Regions from separate parts of the Mus musculus genome. Here region 2 is linked to region 1. A link is a loop called in an ENCODE intact Hi-C map of the cell type or tissue named here. Cell type or tissue: left cerebral cortex. All regions are shown on one strand. Links, peaks and the distances in the headings refer to the core of each region. The heading gives the core; the rest is flanking DNA. Region 1 holds the start of Gm51999. Region 2 has its middle 37 kb from the start of 4930474N09Rik.

Region 1 (5,374 bases), core at 273-5,272:
TTTTCAACAAACACTGCCAGCAACGTGATCCTATACGAAAAACAAATTTAAATGCCAGTGCCAAGAAGAGGTGGTCTGGAGGGCCCCTAACCCCTAGATTATGTTTCCAAACTCTCCACTAACTACATTCCTTACAAATCCCTCCCTTTACAACAGCATGTGACGACTCCTTACTACCCCTGTCCTATATTACCACAAAACAAACAATTCCCAGAAACCACAGCTGAGTTTTCCATTATATCTTAACTACAAAATTTTCCAAATCGCCTTTCCCTTCTTATTTTAGAGAGGCGGAGGGGTAGTGTGCGTCTGTGGTCAAGCAAACATTTTTTAATCTGCTGCTAATAATGTTGCTTCGAACAGTGACCCAACAGTGACCGCCTTAAGTTATTGGTTACGTCTCACACACCCTCCTTTTGTTTTCATTCTTTTTATGACTTCCTGTGTTTTATCTTCCTTTCTTTCTTCCAACGAAGAAAATGGAGTAAAAACGCTTACTTTTTTGGCTAATAGCAGAAATTCTCCAAATACCTGACAACGCCATTACGGCCCAGGTCTGAACAGATGTTGGTGGTGAACTTTTTAAAAAGTTGAGAAATCTTTCTCAACCAAAGCTGGGCAGTCGCGAGTTTGGGGGACCGGGAACCTCCCCCTCCTTGCGCGCGCACGCACGCACGCGCTCCACTCCCTTTTACTGTACTTGTCAAAAACATTTCAAGGGGACCAACGAGGGCAGCGATTGGCTGGGCCCTGCGTCAATCGGCGGCGTTGCCAGGCAACGGGAAAACTGCTCTTCTCCCCGTACACAGGGCAATTGGGAGCACACATACCTTCACTGCTGGTCAGATGTCATAAACCTTTTATTGGCCGCAGCGTGGCGAGACTAAAACAAATCAATACGCGCCCACCGTCCCTCCCAGCTCACGCGAGGCCCAGAAAGGCTTGCAAAGAGTCAGGGTGCGGAAGAGGCCCCGAGAGTCTCGGGATGCTCGCGGCCCGTGCTGAGCGTGCTCGGCTAGGGAGGGGATCTTTGTTAGGCGCCCGTTCGCGGTCCTGGGGTCTGGAGTTGATCGGCACCCTCTGCCAGACTCGAATTGCTGAGGATGCCTGTTCCGCAGACAATACCAACTCTGTCGCTCTCCGAGTCGGAGGGGAAACCGAGGCACGAGAAGCAGCCAGCACGTCGGGGCAGGAAACTCCTGGGCGGGCAACTTCCCGGCTCAGGACTGGGGTCCCCCCACCCCGGGTCCAGCTTGGCCCGCGCCCCGCATTGCGAGCCCCGTCCCCGTGCCGCTGCGACGGCTCTGGAATGCGGACCCCAGCCTGGGTGGTGCGGGCGGGCGCGGGCACCGACTCACCTGGCCGAGCGCGGCGCCGGGCCGCCGCTGCCTTCAGCGCAGCCGACAAAGTTTCGCTGGCGCCCAGCGGGCATCGCTCGGGGTCCCGCAGTGGACGCTCGAGCCCTGGGCGGGCGGCGGGGGGCGGCCGCGGATGCGGGCGACAGGGGTGCGGGAAGCGGCGCGGCATGGGCCCCGAGCGAGCGTCCGCGGGCGCCGCGTCCTCCCGCCGGCCCCGCCGCTCTCCACGCCCCGTCCCGCCTCCCGCTCGCCTCCGCTGCGGCGCGTCGGGGCCGGGGCGCGCCGAGCGGCGAGAAATTGTTTCCACTGCAAACAAAAAAAGGCGACACATGACCAGGCAGGAGGAGGGGAAGCGCGGGGAGGGAGGGGCGGAGAGAGCCGGAGAGACGGAAAACGTGGGCTGGGCGACCCCGAGCTGCGGCGCGGGTCCGCAGGGAGGCCCTTTGGCCAGGCTGGGTTCCCGGGCTCCCGTGCGGCACCCAGGGACCCAGGGGAGCCGGGCAGGTGGCGCGTGGCCGGCCCTCTCCCCTGCTTCAGGCCACACGGGCGGTGCTGCGCAGCTGGCAACGTGTCGCCGCAGCGCTTTTACCCCGGCCGCCTGCCTTACAAGGCTCGAAAGTAAAAATAAAAAGAATTACGACGCGAGCGAGGCTTCTGAGGGTGAAGAGAGAAGACTCCACTTCTCTCCAACTACTACTGCAGCACTCCCGAGGCGGGTCCAGTCCTCCTCCACCATGTACCTCTTGCCGGGGACGAAAAAACTGATCCCCAGCCTAGGTTGCCTTGGCTTCGGAGGGCAGGAGGATGGCCGCAACCACCAAGGGAGAGGTGAACCCCAAACGCAACGTCAGTGGGTTCTCCCCAGTAGGCTGGGCTAAGGGCCCCCATCTGGAAGGAAAACAAATCTCCGTCCTTTACCATTTTGAGCTTCATCAACTAAAACGATAATCTGCAGCCTCCCACCCCGCGCCCCCCAATGGCGCAGCCACTTCACCCAGTCTCCAGACACCTCCAGAGAATGGCCACCCACTGCTCAAGGCTCACCAGCCGGCTGCCTTTGGTGAGGATGAAAGCAGAGTCCAATAGGACACCCTGCTGGTGACATAAATAAAAATAGGATTGTGCACCACTCCCAGGTAGCTAGGCGAGCAGGTCCTACAAAGAGAAGCCCAAAGCCATCCTCCCACGCCCACCAGAAAAGTGGACAGCTATCTGTGAACTGGGCTGAAAAACCCAGCTGGACAGGAACTTTTATCATAGCCAGACAGGGAGAGAGAGAACAGTGAGAGAAATACCACGTGCTTCTGAGAAGTTTGTTTCAAAAAGAAAAAAAAAAAAAAAAAAAAAAAGAAAGAAAGAAAGAAAGAAAGAAAACTCCAAACCAATCTGAGACTCAATCCCCCACTTAACAAAACTTCAAGATTAGGTAGGTGGCAGGCAATCTTCAGCAATTCAGACTCACAGAGACTTCACTCCTTGCCAAGCAGCCAGAAGACCTGAAGAAGCCCAAGGTAGCCTGAGGTCATCCAGCGACACCTATGTTATTGAGCACATCTTGTGACTAAGCGCGGAAGGTACCCGGTGGCAGGCACATTAGATCATCTCTGGAGTCGCACACCAGTGATTCTAAGGCCCACTACTGGTAACCCAAACCAGGACAAGAGAAGATCAGCCACCTGTGGCTCAGCTAGGGCAGGTCCCCCTCCTACAACAGCGTGTCACTTGACAATCTTTAATCCTCACCAAAGGTCAAAACTGACTTTAGAGAATGTACTCTCCCTGCTCCGCCTTGAGCTGCCAGCCCGCCCAACCCCTCTCACACTTCCTAGGCATCTCTCTACTTAAAGTAGGCCCAGCACATTATTTCCTCCCCAGTCCTTCTTCCTAGGTTCTCAAAGCAGGTTGATTAGGCCTGAACTATGTATGTCATTCTTAAAACTCCCTTCCTGGTCTACAGAGTGAGTTCCAGGACAGCCAGGACTATGCAGAGAAACCCTGTCTCGGAAACAACAACAACAAAAACTCGCCTCCTAGGGTGTGAGCTGGCCATGCCAAATAAACAAAAACTGAACACACAGGACAAGTTTAGGCTCTAAGAAGCCATCGAGAGAGGAAGGAGCACAGTGAGTGGGGAAGCTGCCTTTAATGGGCTGGTCTTATCTTTCCTTTCCCTCTGAGGGCATTCGCAAGCTGAATGAGTAGCTTGTCTGGAGAAGCCTATGAGAAACATCTGGAAAGCCAACCCTAAGTCCCAATACCCTTAGGTGGGGGTCCTAGCTGTACACATCAAAGGAGCCCCCCACCCGGGGGCTGATTGTGCTGACAACCTCTACCTCAGGCAGGAGACGGAAAAGGGGCAGCAAACAGATTTATTGAGTATGACTTGATTTCTTATTTTTCCCTTTTCCGTTCGAGATATGCTAAGAGATGTCAGGCAGGTGTTGTCCCAAAGAGAGAAAGGAAGGCTGATAAGGAAGGTGCAAGGTCCACAGGTCTGCCTGCCTGGTGATCTAAAATGGACCCCAGCAGACCTTTGCTGTAAGCCAGAGTGAGCTTGGTGTGCCCTCCTCCAACAGTGATTCAACAGATCCCTGGCTCTGGGACAGGCAGCCTTGACATTAGCATCCAGGGGCCAAATTCCTGTAGGAATGGCCTCATGCTCAAGTTCCTGCTGTGTTTTCCAAATATACCCTAATATCTTGGGTGCCAAGAAATCTCAAGCAGGCCAAATAATTTAAACTATTGTTTTAAATAGCTATTTGACAGCAGAATCCTATCTCAGACCCAGAACTCATTTCTGTTGTTGTTGTTGTTGTGGTTGCTGTTTGGAAATTTGGTTTTCTTGTTTTGTTTTGCCGCTGCCTCCCCACTCCCCAGACAGGGCTTCTCCGAGTAGCTCTGGCTGTCCTGGAACTCACTCTATAGATGAAGCTGGCCTCAACCTCAGAGATCCACCTGCCTCTGCTTCCCAAGGACTGGGATTAAAGTCACATGCCACCACTGCCCAGCAACATTTATTTTCTGATTGCCGACTTGATGGGATCACTCCGTACCCCATCTGGACACAGACTTGTGTTCTGGGACAGCCAGCGCAAGGCAGTATAGGCCTCCATTCCTCCTTCATGGTTCTTAATGGAATAACTGATAGTCCCTCAAAGCAGTGACAACTAAGTAGATTCCAGAGAGACCTTGCTGTAGGTGCAAAGACCTGAGGCAGGCCTGGAAAGACGGCCCTCTGCTCCAAGGTAACAACAACTGGTTCCAGTAAAAAGCAGGCAGCTCAGCTGGTGGCATGGAACTGGGGACAGGATTCCTGCTTTTGTCCCTCCCTCCAGTTCAAGGTATTTCTTGCTTCTTGCCAGTAGAGATACTCTACTCTCCTCCCTGTGGGACAGCTTGCTTATGGTCACACATGGCTTCCCGGCCATAGTTCTTAAAGTCCTCTGGTTTTAGCATCCACCATCTGCAGACTGTCTCAAGTCTTCTGTCCTCTAGTTTAAATTCTCAGGGAAAGGAGTCCTCTGACCCCTCTCACACCCCCAGCCCCCAGAAGAGAGAGGCAAAGCCCTTGGTAGACTATCTGACACAACAGGCTTGGGGAACGAAGCATAGATAATTTTGTGAGGAAGAGATGTAATAAGTATGGTTGGAGTTAGGCCTGGCAAGATGGAGGAGCACCCTAAACCTGGGTTGTTTGTCCAGAAAAGTCTGGAAAAGCCACCCGGGGAGCCACTCCATACAAGTCCAGATATCCCTAAATGGGGTCCTAATATGTATATCAAGAAAGCTCTCCTTGAAATAGCTGTTCTGACAACCTCTCCTCCAGGTAGGAGAGTGCAAACAGACTGAGTATAACTTGATTGTGTTCAAAATGCCCTTGTTTGTTAGACAAATATTTACCAAGCACTGGGTTAGGTTCAGGAGGGACAAAGTCTTGTTCCTGTGGGGTTTATATATTTGTAAATAGATATGGAAGCATCATAACAAAACTCATGGGATACCAGTGTTAGTGGTTC
Region 2 (5,374 bases), core at 302-5,301, 270 kb before region 1:
TGTCTGAGGACCAGCCACAGTCCTGCAACTGATCCTCGCCAATGCCCCCGTAAAGAAGTCTGGTAACCCGTTCTTTCACCAAGAAAGACATGAGTGAAATCATTCCTCTGCCTTGTCATTCATAACTCCCCCAGGAAAAGTTGATGCTACAGGGGTCAAGGTTCTTGGCTATGGCTTTGAAACCTCCTGGCTCAGCTCCACCAAGCCAGGAGTTAAGAAAGGGGGGAGAACTCGGTCTTGTCTCCTGGGGAAAGAGGCAGCTGCCGGGCCAAGTCTCATCCGCCTTGCTTATTCTGCATTTTTGGGTGAGCTGTTTTTGTTTAATGTAAGCAGAGCAAATCCATCCATAGCAAAATCAGAGAAAATAACTTGTTGATGTGTAAACCAGGATGTCACAAATAACCCTGTTTGTTTAATTATAGCAGGCTGAGTGCTGTGAGCAGCAATGGGGGTGGCGGCCGCGGTGGCGCTGCTAGGGGAATTCAGGATACCACTGCAGGCTACTCGGAGGCCTGCGGAGGAGACCTGGAGGAAGAAAAAAAAAAACGTGTGTGTGTGGAGCCACGTGGATAAACTGGGACACATATGGTGCATGAGTCAGGCTCAACTGAGTGGGTAGACAGCTTTCAGTGCTAATGGGAGCCTGCTGTAGAGTGCTAGACAGATAGATTAAAACACAGGTGAAAGAATGAAGCGGATATGTGGAAATAAGGAGGCTGTGCACTCAGCAAAGTGGCTTCCTGAGTAGTTGCATCATGGACACCGTGCTCTTCCCATGAACGCATCAGTGTTGTAGAGGTCAGAGGTCATAGAAGAGTGGGTGTCATACAAAGGTCTCCTGTCTCTCTCTATCAGATGTTACCATCCTGCCTGTCTTGGTCCATCTTGTGTTTCTTCCTTTCCTTCCTTCTTCCATTTTCTTTTGTTGGGGGTGGGTGTGGCTCAAGACAAGTGTTCTCTGGCTGTCTTGGAACTCAGGCCTCTGCTAGGGTTAAAAATGTGCACCACCCCACCCAGCTCTCTTCCTCCTTCTTCTCCTTCTCCATTCTCCTCCTCTTCTTCTTCCTCCTTCCCCTCCTCCTCTTCTTCCTTAAAAGTAATTAACTATTTTGACCTGGAACTAATGATGACCAGGCTGGCCTTGAACTCTAGAAAGCTCCACCCTCCCCAGCTGGAATAAAAGGTGAGTGTCACCATGCCCAGACATTTAGCTTCTATAACAAAATAGCCAAAGCTGGGTAACCTGCAACACGAAGGCCTTTGTTTGGCTCATGCTTCTGGTGGCTGGAGGGTCCAGTAGCATGACATCACCATCCTTGTGAGGAAGAAAAATGACCTCACATAGAAAAGGACAGGCACGTCCTTATGTCATAAGACTTATGAAAACTTGCACTCATGAGAGTTGATTGCACACAACTGATCCAGTTCTACAAGGCAGCATTAATTTATTAAGTGCGATCAAACCCCTAGCACCTTCCACTAGGTCCCACTTCTTAAAGGTCCTACCATCTTGTATGTGTGCTGACATGTCTGCAGCCCCCAGGACCAGCACTTTCATGATTGCTCCTTGGTTTGGGCTGTTTTGTTGTTTGTCCATTTGTTTCTTTTCCTGCATTGATTCCCAGCACACACTGCAAATCACAAAACCATGAGCCATACAGTTGGACCCTTACAGGACATGCCTGGCTCTTTGATATTAGCCAAAGTTCCTTTTGTCCTAGCCTATGTATGCCTCTTGTAGGCCAGCAGGATGGCTAAGCTGGTAAAGGCTCTTGCCACCAAGCCCGATGACCTGAGTTCAATTCTAGGACCCACATAGTAGGAAGAGAAAACCAACTCCCATAAAATGCATTCTGACCTCCATGCATGTACCCCCTCCACACACATACACACAATAAAATTTTAAGGTATTTTTTAAAGTGTCCCTTATTGTGACCCTGAATTATAGAGCTCAATCTGCTCTTACGGATGCCAGGACCCTACCTCTGTCAGTAGGTCCTGGAGATGGCACTCTGAGTGACCCTGAATCTGTTTCTCTGCTACCGCACAGCACCCTGGTTCTTATGCACTAGGACTGGGTTGTTCTGAATGCCTGACAACATGATCCATACTGGAGACCAAGAGTCTACCACATGACCCTTGGGAGATAGACTACACCCATGCTATAACTCTGTGCCTTTCAGGAAGAGCACAGAAGCAGAGACTGTAGAGCCAGAAGCTATGCAACCAAACACTTATGATCATGGGGTTTGGAACTGGGTAGACGCTGAGTCAAGTCTGGGTTCAGATTTAATCAGCATTAGTGGATGTGTAATAGCCTGGGGCTCTCTGAGCAAACAGACCCTAAGAAGGACGCAGGCTTGCTGAATGGCAAGCTACTCATTTTGTGTGGGGTGGTATGATGTGAGGCCCACACCAGTGGGGACAACTGTGAGGGCTCCCAGCTACAACAGATCTACACTGATCACTCATTGTACTTTTCTTTATAGGCCCTGCCTGAACCTCTGCTTCAGGGTGTGCCCCACCCACTCCACTCCAATCTTCCACTCTGCAGCCAGAAGGGCCTTTCTTTTTTCTCTTTTTTTAAACATATATATATAGATATAGATATAGATATAGATATAGATATAGATATAGATATAGATAGATAGATAGATAGATAGATAGATAGATAGATATAGATAGCTACACACACACACACATATGAGAAAGTGACACACACACACACACAGAGAGAGTATATATATATTGTTGCTGTTTTCAGACACACCACAAGAGGGCATCAGATTCCACTACAGATGGTTGTGAGCCACCATGTAGTTGCTAGAAACTGAACTCTGGAAGAGAAGTCAGTACTCTTTAATGAGTCATCTCTCTAACCACCCAGAAGGGTCTTTCTAATGGCCAAAGAGTTCAAATCGATCCTCAAGGTAATTATCAACGTTCCCCAAAGAAGTCTCAAGTCCTTAACATGGCTCTGGCCCATGAAGTTCCAGTTCTTCCTACCTCTGCAGCACCTGCCTCTGCTACATCACCCCACCCACTGTCCACCTCATTCTCAAGGCCCCCACTAACAACCTATCCCCACTACCTTGAACTCCCTCCCTGCAGCTTCTACTGCTTTTAGCATTAAGCCTCGACTTTGCTGGGTTCCTTCCCTCCCTTGGCAGTCCCCAGCTCTCTGTGCCCTAAATGTCCAAATATCTCTCTGACAGATGATCCCTGAGGACCAGGACATATCAGTTTTGTGCACTTTCCCAGGCTAGCACTCATCTGCATGCCTGGACCATCATAGGCACACCACAGATGCTGGCTGGCTGGCTTGCTGGATGGATGGATGGATGGATGGATGGATGGATGGATGGATGGACAGAAGGACCAATTCTGTTCTGTTTAGGGTCTCTTTCCAAATATCTGGTGTTTTGCCAACATCTGGTTTAGAAGCAGAGACACACTGTAGCCCTCGATTGGAAAACAACCCAAACATTCACGAATGAATCAATACGTCAACTCAAGCAGAGTCACACGATAAAGACAATAAAGGAGGCTGAAGGTGCCAGGGAATTTCACCTCCTGGCACAGTGGCATGCTGTGCTAATTGTCTCAAACGGAAGCTCCTTGGAGGTCATTGTATGCTTCATTCTGGTATTCCTTGATCTTCACACAGAGCTCAAAACTGTCTCCATCTCAGACTGAAATGTCATCACTATGCACAGAAAGGCAGACTGGGGGCTATAAGCACACTCCGATGGACTTCGCCACTAGAAAATGTCTGCTCTTCCAGCTCATTCAGATTCTAGAGAGAATTGTTTTACAGGCTAATTTCCAGCCAGGCCCATTCGTTCCCCTAATAATCCTTTCCTTTACGGCCACTCAAAATGGCCACTTTCTCCCCCCCCCCCCACGCCCGTCACCCCCAGGAAGTAAGCTCAGTGTGAGGAAACTCCCACAATTCATTCTCTCTCTCTCTCTCCCTCTCTCTCTCTCTCTCTCTCTCTCTCTCTCTCTCTCTCTCTCTCTCTCTCTTCACACACACACACACACACACACACACACACACACACACACACACACATACATTAATAGAACCATATGTCTTTTTTCCCTGTTAATCTGATGGTTGTCAGCTTATTCTAATGGACCTTGCCTTTGCCCTGCAAAATAAAATCTCTGCAATTAAACCCAAGAAATGTGTTCATTTCTCAAAACTACTTCACAGGATACTATAGAGGAAGGATTGTTTTAAAGGAGTCTATTTACTAAGGAGACCAGGTGAAGCAGACATATGCAGCCCACAGTAAATGCAGTGAACCCTCCACCTTGTTGGAGAAGGCAGTGACAGGAAGCAGTTTCTAGGGGTCTGGGCTGTTAGCCCACTCTGCTCCTGTGTCTGGTACTGGCAGCTCAGGCCGACTTAGCTGTGAGAATTATTTTGGGGTTATACACCTACGACAGGTGCATTTTCTATGTATATATTATAGTTCAATAAAAAGCAAACCAAAGCCAGACATGGTGGCTCACCCCTTTACTGCAAGCACACCTGAAGTACATAGAGATAGAGGCAGGAAGATCTATGAGGCCAGCCTGGTCTTCATAGCCTGAGTTCCAGGCCAGGCCACCCAGGACTATACAGGAAGAACAAGAAGAGGAGGAGGAAGAGGAGGAAGAAAGAAAAGAAAAAGGAAAAGGAAAAGGAAAAGAAAAAAAGGAAAAGGAAAAGAAAAGAAAGAAAAAGAAGAAAGCTAGAAGCCAGTATAACACTGGGCAGAACTGGATCCATGCAGGCTCCCTCGATTCACACTCACTCTCCTGCAATGCCCTACCGCACCGGTTCTCAGCCTTCCTGATGCTGCAACCCTTTAATACAATTCTTCACGTTGTGGCAACCCCACAACTATAAAATTATTTCATTGTTAGTTCACAACTGTAATTTTGCTGTTGCCATAAATCGGAGTGTTTGCTGTTGCCATAAATCGGGGTGTGAATATCTGATATGCACATCTTATGTGTGACCTCCAAATTGGGGTGTGAGGTGCGGGGAGAGGGGAGACCCACGGGTTGAGAACCGCTTCTCTTTCACCTGCCTTTGAAGGCCCCGCCTCAGGCAGCAGAGACATGTGGTCACCACACACTTAAGATTCCATTCACCTTCACTGAGATGGGAGTTAAGAGAGCGGACCCTGGAGCGGAATGTGAGGAGAGATGGAGGAGAGAACGGTTGCCCTGAAAAAAGCAGGGTAGGGCTGGGTGTAGCGGTGTGTCCTGTGTTCCCAGCACTCAGGAAACTGAGACAGGAGGCACTGGAGTTCAAAGCCAGTCTAAAGTACTCCATAAAACCCTGCAAGAACAAGCAAAGTAACCACGAAGAATTTGG

Evidence for each region. A loop is a pair of places that touch in the nucleus more often than their neighbours do. Peaks named below come from ENCODE experiments on the same cell type or tissue, not always from the same donor. Only the 100,000 strongest peaks of a DNase experiment are listed, where the experiment ranks them.
Region 2: a loop joins it to region 1, with 1.9 times the contacts of the local background. A loop is called at or near these places in 2 of 42 quality-filtered maps.

The regions. Positions count from the first base shown.
Region 1 is chr12:99,391,394-99,396,767 of GRCm38, forward strand. The region is part of intron 1 of Foxn3 (forkhead box N3); the gene reads right to left. It overlaps Gm51999, which reads left to right and starts at 773. Exons shown (of 1, transcript XM_030247043.1): 1 at 773-2,251. The coding sequence starts at 986. The coding sequence ends at 2,236. In left cerebral cortex, for the core only: a CTCF peak has its summit at 2,457; DNase peaks (open chromatin) are centred at 746, 1,845 and 2,336; H3K4me3 peaks cover 2,254 bases; H3K27ac peaks cover 1,886 bases.
Region 2 is chr12:99,123,548-99,128,921 of GRCm38, forward strand. No RefSeq gene overlaps it. Among named protein-coding and RNA genes, the nearest start is that of 4930474N09Rik, 37 kb to the right of the region's middle. In left cerebral cortex, for the core only: CTCF peaks have their summits at 464 and 2,801 (motif pointing right); a DNase peak (open chromatin) is centred at 565.